Linked DNA regions of Homo sapiens: region 2 is linked to region 1. The links are chromatin contacts, found by Hi-C or POLR2A ChIA-PET in ENCODE. All regions are on one chromosome and are shown on one strand. Each heading gives the region's core, a stretch centred on a gene start or an enhancer-like site at or near the end of the contact. The rest is flanking DNA. Distances are from core to core; before and after follow the strand shown. Region 1 holds the start of PELO-AS1 (PELO antisense RNA 1). Region 2 overlaps ITGA2 (integrin subunit alpha 2).

Region 1 (5,331 bases), core at 873-3,372:
ATATTTTAAACTCAGAGGTATTTGCACAATTCCATAATTATAGTAAAGAGTATCAGAGTTTAAGTCAATGATAGTAAAGAGTATTGGAGTTTAAGTCAACTGCCACATACTAGTCATGTGACTTAAACTTTAGAACAGGCTTCTTCACAACTAAAATAGTCCAATAAAAATGTGCAAACCCAAATTAATGCCACATACAAATATAAAACAGAATTAAGTATAACTTTGACAAGCAAAAAAATAAATAAATAATATAGCATGTTTTGGCGCAAAGAACTAAAGTCCAGACTGGGAATGACTTCCAGCTTTGCCACTAATTAGCCACATAACAAGCAAATCACATACTTTAATCTCATTTTAAAAATAAAGATGCCTCAAGGAGATTATTTTGACAATCCCTAGCAGATCAAAGTTCTAAAAAGCTAAAAATAACTGATTTAAGTTACCCTCTAAATCAAATATGACTAATGCTAACAACAACAAACCAAAACCAAGAATTTCCTTTTAACATGATTGGTTTAACAAGCCTTTGAAGAAAAATATTTAAAACTTGTCTTCAAGTCTACTAATTGTACGGCAATCATTTAAAATAGTAAAACTATTTAAATCTAAAAAAAATGTAGTGTGTGGAGGTGGGGAGAAAAGGGATCATTAAATGCAATGCAAGAACACCAAGCAGAATTAAAATAAAGAAATAATGTAAACAGGATAAGATAGCAAAAGCTTTTTCTAAGGAAAACTGTTTCAAAGCATGCAGTGTGAAATTTTGCAATCTATCCCAAACAATATACTGCATAGGCATCGTCTTTAAATACACACATTTTCTGTTTCCAAGTACTACAGATAACTCATAATTCCTATAAAAAATTACACAATTTAATCAAGATGGTAGTACGTGGAGATTATTTCCTTTTAGTTTATTGTTTAAATACATGTCTTGCCAATCACAAAATATCTAGTGTAGCCAAAGACATAAGAAATCCCTGTATGAATCAAAAAGTGCCATTCTTGCAGCTTTCTGTCACAAGGATGCTGAGAAATGTACTGTAACAGTTTAGGAAACACAAGATTGTCTCAATTTTAAGTTTCAATCATTAATCCTCTTCAGAACTGGAATCACCCTCTTGGTCAGAAAGTTCGGGAACAGGGAAGCGGAGAATGGCAGCTACCCCAGTCAACTGGCTGAGCTGTTCCCCAGAAACGTGAAGACTAGAGAATATCCTAACGGTGCCTGCATTCTCTTTCACACTGTCCACCAGCCTCACATACCGGCTCCGTGTGGCTACATCCTGATGCCTGAAGAGCTCATCGCTGATGAGCAATGTGTCAATTGCCATGGCTTCATTGGCCTTCTCCACCTGCTTGAGTCCATAGAAAGCTCGATCCGGTTCATGCTGTAACATTTTATAGAAGTCATCCAAGGCTTTGACTTCCCCAGCAGCTTTAGTGTCTGAAAGGCGGCTAGCCACAGTAGGGTCACAAAGGGCCTCTTTCAGGGAGTACTTGTGTCCGGAGGAGGCATGTACCTAGAATCACAATTACAAAAGTTAGGCAAAATAATCTCCTAGAACACCCATTAATCAGCTCACAAAGGCTTAAAGCCAAAAGCGCTAGTAAGGCTTCATATGTTTCAGCGAAGTTTACTCCATAAATTTGCTAGACATTTAACATTCTCTTTTTATTTCATTATCTCATGAAAATCCCAGCTAAGTAAAGACTTTCTCTTCTTATTTTTCCCAGTTCTAAAACTTTAGGAGTAGTTTATACCAATCCCTCTGCCCATTCTTAATTATCCCTGGGTAAGATTGTTTTACCTGAAGAAATTTGGACCGGTTTTCCAGGAGCAGTTTGTTGTCGGTCTTCACTGCTTGTTGAAACAGGTAGTCGCAGAACTGCTCCCTCACAAATCCTGGGCTGGCCACCAGGATGCACTTTACAACATCAAAGTGTATGTGGCGCTGGATAGCCTGGACCACCTGTTCATAGAACCGCTCCAAGGCCCGGTCATGCTGAGAGCAATTGCCTTTCCTTTTCCTAGGGATGTTCACCTCCACCTTGGCCCGAGTGAGGGTCATGCTGGGAGTGACTAAGCAGATATGGGCGAGGCCTTCCTGCATGACCACAGCCGCCACATCAGCGCTCCAGGCTGGGTCACAGGCCTGCTCGATGCGCTCCAGTACCACACTATCCCACTGCTTCTTGGCCAGGGTGAACTGGCGGTTGGGCTCCAGCTCGATGGTGTGGTAAGCCCCCATCTTGACATACTCATTCTCTTGGATGTTGGTCCCCTTAACCCGCAGCTGGCAGGCTTGAGAGTCGAAGTCGATGGCCTCCACGCAGAGAGTGAGGGTAGTGCGGACCCGGTTGCTGCCCACGCTGCCCGTGGAGGACTCTGTCTGTACCTTGCGGATGGTGGAGGCGCGCAGGCTGTCGCCCACCTGCACGAGGTTGTAAGTGTGCCACATGTCCTCAGGCTCCTCGGGGACCAGGGTCACCTGGCCCGCATTGTCCTTCTCGATGTTCTTCCTCACGAGCTTCATGGCCAAGGAAGGGGCTCACTGACAGAACCAAAGGAACCAAGGAGGTCCTCACCTCCGCCCCGGGAGAGGGGATGGGAATGCAGGCCAGGAAGGGGGCGGGGCCCGGTTTCTAAGGGCACTTGCCTGGCGGGAAGGAAACACGCTTGCTTCGACTCATGCAGCCTAGGGCAGCACTTCCTCTATCCTTTCCTCTCTCAGTCTCCCGGCGCGCTGCGTCTAACAGGCTCGGGGAACACTGCAGCGAAAATCTACCCCTACACAGTTCCCGCTGGCAGCACGCAACAGCGGGCTGACGAAATGAAGGCGCATGCGCAGCCCCCGTCCCGCGACCCGACGCACGTCTCCCGTCCCCAAAGGAGAGGCGGGGCCGCAGTTCGCGCGTGCGCAGGCGCACTAAGCTGTGAGGCGCTCCGGACGAATGAACTCCCTCAAGAAGGTGCACAGAGTGGTGGCGAGTCCTTTATTTTAATGCCAAACTTCAACTTCCTAAGTTTTCTCTTCCATCCCTGTCTGTGAAGAATCCGGGGAGTGTGTGAGTGCAAATACTAGTTTTACCTGCCTGCGGCTGCCACTGCAACGCTTCCCTCTGGGTAAATCCAATTTCAAAGCTTAGCAGTAAAAGTAGCTCTCAGAAGTGCAGATTTGGCCCCAACGGCCCAAACTATGCTCGTTTTTGCTCTTGCCTTATCCGCACTCGGACGCTACAAGCCTGTTGGAGCTGGTATTTAGAAGCGGTTTCTGAGAACTACTGGTCACGTTCTGTCTGGGCTCCCAGCAACGTGTCCAGCTGTTTTCTGCGCCTAGTTACCGTGTCTGCACGATCTGATTCACCCAGATGTTAAAGCGCTGGTCCCAAGAGAGAAGAAACTATGTGTGGAATTTACCCCTGGGTGGACCTCTCAGTTGCTTGACCTGATGTCCTGGGAATCCTAGGCTCCAAAGTTGGCAGCCTCAGCTTTCCGCAGCCCAGTAGCCTGTGAAATGTTTAGGTTGGGGGTTGGGTCGCAAGAGCTTAGGGCCAGATCTTCACTGCCAAAGCTAAGCTAAAAGCCGAGGCTATGGGAAGTGGGGAAAAACTATTAACTAGGACTGACCCTGATTGAATAGCTACATAATTTAAAGAAAATCCTTAAGTTACTTAGCATTCTTTATTAGGAAGTGGAAATGGAGAAGTGGGATTGCCTCTTTAAGAGACCGATGAATAGAAAAAACAAAAGAATCTAAAAGTTTCTTGAGAGCTTAGATGGAGTGGAGGGCAGAGAAGTCCTGCACACATAGCTTCTCACTGTCTTTTCTGTCTTTCTCTGTGTGGATTGGAAAGGGGAACTAACCAGCCTGAACAGATGAAACAGGGATGAAAGGAAGGAATCTGAGTTTGGCATAGGCGTGTGGAAGGAAAATAAATCTCGGATCCCCAAACTCATTAAGCCAAAGGGAAAAGTTAAGCTGGGAACTGGGTCACGCAAAACTGCCTTGCCTCTTGGTTTTTAAATGAGATGGCTACCAGATGAAAAGCTACACACCTCGCTCATATTTTGCCCACAAGGAAATTCTCAGTGAGCGCCAAGATCTTTACCATAAAGTGTTTCTATGAAAATTTACCATGGCAATGTAAATAGATAGCTTCTGTTTTCAGGTACAGTCACCCCTCTGCCCTCCTGACACAAATGCATATCTGATTGTTCCCCTGCCCCATTTGTCTATGTTATCTTACGTAAAAATGCAGATTCAGATTGACTAAGCCAGACAGAGGCATGAATGACTATTTTCCCCCTGCTACCCTCTCACATGAAAACTGTATTTCTCAGTATCCCACCCTTTCCCCTTTAAATTTGGAGCCCTCAAAATCATCTTCCCAGAAAGGCATAGACCTGTCTTCCCCGCGCACGTCCTTAATTTTGGCAAATAAACGTCCTAAAATGATTGAGACTTGTCTCAACATTTTTCTCAACTGACAGGCTTCACAATTTAAACTTAAGTGTCATTATCTTCCTAAGAGATTATCAGGGGACGGAAAGGTCCCCTCCAAGGGGAAAGTCCAAATAAGAACCACTACTTATTAATATTTGTGGCCTCTTTTCTCTTTGTTTCTCGCTCTCTATGTCTCCCCTTACTTCCTCCTTCTTCCCACCTTCCTATCATACTGAGTACCCTCAAGAAGTTCCTAATTCACATTGCCTTCTTCCAATTCCAGGAGAACCCAGCAACTTTTCACTAAGCAAAGAACTAATCACACTCAAGTGTGAAGGTGATTTGCCTATCCAAAGGACACTGTATTTTAAAAAAAGTATCTTGTTAACTTAAAATTCCTAATTGGTAGGGTGAAAGTGTGCTTGTGTGTGTATTTGTGAGAGAGAAAGAGAGAGAGAATGAGGAGATAATTTTGAACTGGGGCTTTGAAGTGCTCCTTGATCATCTTTCTAAGTACAATTTATCTTTCCCATAGTCTGCCAAAGATTAAAAGCCACAGAATCACAGTGGTAAGCACACAGTGGGATCTTAACAAAAGGTTTTTATTGAAGAGCTATCACGTATTGAATGTTTATCAAGTTCTTTCCTATGCTCTAATTCTCCCCTGTAAGGTAAATATTTGTTATCCTAATTTTATAGAAGAAAATCAACTATGGGGAAGTTAAGAAATGTTTTCAAGATCACATGACTAGCATTGAAATTCAGGCCTGCATAACTCCATACCCTCTCTTTCTACTACCACCATCCTATATTATGAATGTTTGTAATCATCTCCTTCACTGCAAATTATGTGCTATTATCCACTGTCACTTCCCCTCAA
Region 2 (5,331 bases), core at 1,614-4,113, 230 kb before region 1:
ATGGATGTAAATGTCTTAGACAACTAGATACTAGGAAGGTGTGTGTGTAAGTCCCAGTCACCTTTGTAAATGAACTTTATTCCAGAAACAGATATTCACACATTACCACAGAGGAAAGCTTAAAATTATAAGACTTGTTGGTGAGGCATGGAGGATTTTTATAGATCATTAAAGCACAGCAGACATTCTGGAGCAACATATCTCTCCCACGTGCAAGTCACAAACAATGGGTGTGTATGTATTCATGTGTTTGTAGGTGCACACACAAACTTGTATCCAGAGTGAAGGAACGAAGAAGCAAATCAGGAGATATTTAAAGTGTCCTTCCTACTATAGATTTTTTTTTTTTTTGAGTTGGAGTCTCACTGTTGCCCCGGCTGGAGTGCAGTGACGTGATCTTGGCTCACTGCAACCTCCGCCTCTTGGGGGGTTGTCATTGTTGAGATGAGACATGCCACTTTGGATACCTGTATTAATAGTGCTGAGGATGGCTTAATTGTACAGCAATAGCATAATAAGTATTTATAAAATTTTTAACAGTAAGTATTTAAAGTTAAAATAAAAGTGTAAGAATATATTACAGTTGGATTTCTAATGTCTTTATAGAATCAAACACTGGACTAAGTTATGAGTAAAAAATAAAATTGAATGGAAGAAGAAAAGGAATATTTATGTTATGAATTTAAAATAAAAGGAGGGCCAGGCTCGGTGGCTCACGCCTGTAATCCCAGCACTTTGGGAGGCTGAGATGGGATCACTTGAGGCCAGGAGTTCGAGATCAGCCTGGCCAACACGGTGAAACCTCGTGTCTACTAAAAATATAAAAAATTAGCCAGGCATGGTGGTGGGCGCTTGTAGTTTCAGCTACTTGGGAGGCTGAGGGAGGAGAATGGCATGAACCCAGGAGGCGGAGCTTGCAGTGAGCCGAGATTGCCCTACTGCACTCCATCCTGGGCAAAAGAGTGAGACTCCGTCTCAAAAAAAAAAAAAAAAATTAGCCTAGTATGGTGGCACATGCCTATAATTCCAGCTATTCAGGAGGCTGAGGCATGAGAATCACTTGAACCCAGGAGGCAGAGGTTGCAGTGAGCCAAAATTGAGCCACTGCATTCCAGCCTTGGTGACAGACTGAGACTCTGTCTCAAATTAATTAATTAATTAATTAATTTAATTAAATAAGATATAAGCAAACTCTGTGAATAAATGAAGTTGGCATGTTAAATGGCACTGCCAGGACAACCTAATGGTAAGAGACTTTTATCTTTGAAAGAGATATAAAGGATGATAATTGGCTAATATTTAAAAGGCTATATCATAAAAGACAAAGACATGATTATTTTGGAAAGAGGATTGGAATAGAATAGCATTCTTGGCCAAGAAGAAGAAATGGACTTCATGAAGCTAATCCAATATGCATGGAAGCTCATCCATGACAGATGAGAATTGGTTGAGGGGATAGGAAGAGGTAGGGAGGACCCAGTTTTTTTTTTGAGATGGAATCTCCCTCTGTTGCCAAGGCTAGACTGCAGTGGTATGATCTCAGCTCACTGCAACATCTGCCTCCCAGGTTCAAGTGATTCTCCTGCCTCAGCCTCCCAAGGAGCTGGGATTACAGGTGCCTGCCACCACGCCCTGCTAATTTTTTATGGTTTTGGTAGAGATGGGGTTTCACCATGTTAGCCAGACTGGTCTCGAACTCCTGACCTCAAGTGATCCGCCCGCCTTGGCCTCCCAAAGTGCTGGAATTACAGGCATGAGCCACCGAGCCCAGCCCTGAAGTGCTTTACTTTTATTCTCACACAAGGTGCTCATAACATTCCAGTTTGATAAGGATGGCATACTTTCTGCTCCAGAGAAGTTGTGTGACTTTCCCAAAGTCACCCAGGGAGTGGTGGGGAAGCTGAGGGTAAAACCCTTGTGCTCCGGCTCCTGAGTATATTCATACAAGAAATTCCTGTCTATGATAGGATGAAAAGATGGATGGTAACTATCATCTTTGCCCAGGAAACAGCTGATGGTAAAGCCAATGATGCTAACATTGGAAATTCTCTAACAGAATTTTTCATTCAAGATTCTGAAAGTTTCTCTTACTTCATAAAGTTTATGTTAAAATAAAATTTAAATATTATTTATAAATGCCAACTACATCCTGTCACTCTCCTTCTTGGATACTTACAAAAATATGTACGTTTGGAACATTTTGTCTCATTTTGCATTAGCTTCCCCTATCTTTATTAATTATCAGCTCTGTAATCTTAGGTTAATTACTTAACATTTCTGAGTCACACTCCTCTCATTTGTAAAGGGGGTAATAATTTTGCAAAGCTCCTAGAGTAATTATGGGTATTACATGTTTGGCAAGGAAAGAGTACTCAATAAATACCAGGTGGTGTTATTATCAAAGTATCACGTGACATAATCTTTGATGTCTGTTATAGAATTAAACTTTTTTTTTTATTTAAAGTTCTCCTATAGGCACATCTGTGGATGACAATGCTATATTCATAACACATGTAGAGCTTTATTAAAGTTTTTCTCAATTAAAAAGTTAAAACTATAAGCTCATATATAGGTGGATTTTTTTTATTTTTATTTTTTGCTATGACACTTGTTCTTTCTATTTCTCCTCTCTCTTTAAGGAAAAAGAATGCACTAGTCCTTGTTAGAATGAAAGACATTTCTACAACTGGAAATACCCTAATTCCCAGTCAGTCCTCATCACACAGAGAGATTGCAGTTCTCTCTGGTTTTTGAGTCACATAATGAGCTCAGATTGTTCTTGCAACAGGCCTTCAGATTAGACAAACAGAAAGAGTGCATATCACCACAAACTCCAGGAAATGATTTTAAACATATCTCAATCCTTTGTAGATTGTTTGTGATAAGAATTGCATCATCCACATTGGAACATCCTGTGTGTGAAGTGAGGGCTCTGAAGCGGGATGGCCCTCCGCCTACACCGAAAAGAGAACAGACCACAGCCTTACTTACAGCCAGAGGGCTGCCCAGGTACTCTACTTGGGAGGTCAGCTTGTTTTAAAATTATCCCGCTCACTTGAGACTGTTAAAAAGGCTCCAGAATTATCAAAGCCATGTCACCACTGTTTCTAGAGTTGAAGTTCATAGTGCAATGAAAGTCTCATAAATGAAACTAGCAAAAGAGTTAAGATTATTTTGTTAAAATCTGGTAGATCCTGATGTAAATATGCCCATAAATTCTTAGAAAACATGGCACACATGACAGAGCTAAAATTGTACTTTAAAAATAACAGAGTGTGATTTAAGAATACTCAGACTAGAGCCTTCAGTGAGTTGTCTGAGGGAAAGGAGTGAAGTCAGGACTTAGATAGAAAGATTACAAAGAAAGTCAAAGTAAGCAGAGGAAAAAGATACCAAAATGACAGCTTCAGAATAAGCAGTAAGGGAATAAAGAAAACAAAGTTGTGTGTGTGTGCATGTATTACATGATAAATCCATGGAAAAAGAACTCGCAATTTGCTAAAGGAATAATTCATGGTCATACCAATTTCTGTGTCCAAAACTAACTTGATTAGTATCAGAAGGAAAGTCAATGTTTAAACAGTCCTTCCCACATCTGCTACTTCCATAATGCCTATGCAACTGTCATAAATTAAGAGTAGAGAAGGGCACAGGGCCCACTGTCAAAACAAACAGGCAATTCTGGGTTCCAAGTTTCATATAATTTTCCTTGAGCCTGAGAGTCGTGAAGACTGCTTGTCCTAACATGGCCCACTCTAGCACTGTAATGGGATAACCCATTCACCTGGATCCTGGCCACAGCCCTGCCCTCTGTGGCAAGGTACCTTGGCAGGGCTGGGCAAATGACAGAGGTCATGAGAAAACCTTGTCTCTCTAATGACCCAGGCCTTGGGAAAAGAAAATGAGCTCTTAAGTTATTATAGCTAGTGACACTGAAAGAAAACAAACACCATTAACTGCAAGGGGTTTACACTGACTGATGTCTTCTATATTATTCAAAGTTGCCTATTCTGCATATAAATCTTCCTCACTGACTCTATTTTACACTCCTTAAGGCCAACAACTATGTTTTGCATTTTTTGCACCTCATGTAGTTTAGAAAATCATGCCCATGGTTTTGCCTCTCTTGTTTCTTTGCTTCATAAGACCAGATCAACAAAAGGACCCAGACAGACTTGCTTGGCCAACTTTTGTTCTCTGTCCTTCCTGCTTCTGAATTCCATATGGTTCAGCCCTTCAGGTCAGACAGGTGCTGTCTCTTCCTCTTGCATGGTGGGGTATGCTTGTATCATCTGGTGGTTAGGCCTTGAGCCTAATCTCAGTGCTACACCTTGCCAGAAAGCTCTATACTGGAGTTCAAAGCCCTGGCCCAGCCAATAATAGAGTGGTGCCTTGCTTCCCAGACCTATTGTCCTGTGTTTATACATCATTCAGGGATGTCATGAGAAGGTCCAGGCAGGATTTAGAAATGTCCAGTGTCCCTGGTCTTACCAGCACTAGGATCTCACTATAAACTACAAATATACTTGTCTTTCAACAATGTCTTGGATACTTAGAGGTAATCCTGGACAGAGAAAGGAGATATGGCTGCCTCTCATGTTCCCAGAACTCTGCCTGGTGGGATCCTCTCAACTCTGTGTCCCTTTTCGTCTTGTTCAACTTCCAACCAGCAGCATGGCCAGTGGTTGAGCCCCTTACAATCCTTGAAAGGCTTATCACCTTCAATAATGTCTATTACTGATGGTGGCTCTTAGATTTACTCTGTCCAGGAAAGCTGTTACTTAAAAGAATTGCTTCAAACTCGGTGCCAGATGTCCTCAGCTAGGCCATGTCTATGAACTAGAACAGTGGAGTTCATCTGAAGCTCCCTTTCAGCTCAAACATCTTAAGTCAGTCTACTATAGCTCACTTTGTATAGCACTTGGGATGAATCATTTAGAATTGGGACTTCCATTTAGTCATTTAACAAATAATTGTTGATCCTTTACTCAGTGCCAGATATCACTCTGGGTGTGGAGAATGCAGCAGTCAACAAAACAGTGTCCCTGAACTCAGAGACAGTGGCAGGAGACAGATAATGAGCATATAAACAAGTATAGATCATTTAAGATAGTACTAATCATTAGAAAATAAATCCACCTGTAAGGCTGGAGTGACTCAGAGAGCAGTCGAGTGCTATATAGATAGGGTTGCTCTGAAAGGTCTATGAGGAAGAAACATTTGAGCTGAGACTGAAAGATGAAAACCATTTGAGTGATGATCTTAGGGAAGACTCTTCCAGGCAGGAGAAAATAATTTGCAAAAGCTTTGCAACAGGAATGAGCTAGGCAT

What was found. A loop is a pair of places that touch in the nucleus more often than their neighbours do. ChIA-PET counts read pairs that join two places held with the same protein, here RNA polymerase II (POLR2A). Pooled maps may share reads with other maps.
Region 2: a loop to region 1 is called in a pooled map, with 7 times the contacts of the local background. The contact joins the enhancer-like site here to the promoter of PELO-AS1 in region 1. A Hi-C loop is called at or near these places in 9 of 50 pooled maps. POLR2A ChIA-PET finds 5 or more read pairs at or near these places in 3 of 52 experiments (Caco-2, MCF 10A and activated CD4-positive, alpha-beta T cell).

What each region holds. Positions count from the first base shown.
Region 1 is chr5:52,797,604-52,802,934 of GRCh38, reverse strand. PELO-AS1 (PELO antisense RNA 1) reads left to right here and starts at 2,122. Exons shown (of 5, transcript NR_186455.1): 1 at 2,122-2,243. The region is part of intron 1 of ITGA1 (integrin subunit alpha 1); the gene reads right to left. PELO (pelota mRNA surveillance and ribosome rescue factor) reads right to left here. Exons shown (of 3, transcript NM_015946.5): 2 at 1,815-3,050; 3 at 1-1,526. The coding sequence starts at 2,540. The coding sequence ends at 1,095. RefSeq lists enhancers at 1,612-2,311, 2,312-3,010.
Region 2 is chr5:53,029,428-53,034,758 of GRCh38, reverse strand. The region is part of intron 2 of ITGA2 (integrin subunit alpha 2); the gene reads right to left. The region is part of intron 1 of LOC124900974 (a long non-coding RNA gene); the gene reads left to right. Among named protein-coding and RNA genes, the nearest start is that of ITGA2-AS1, 42 kb to the right of the region's middle. Within about 2 kb of position 2,863, at least 9 of the 41 ENCODE cell types and tissues checked have a DNase peak (open chromatin) inside an H3K27ac peak, as active enhancers do.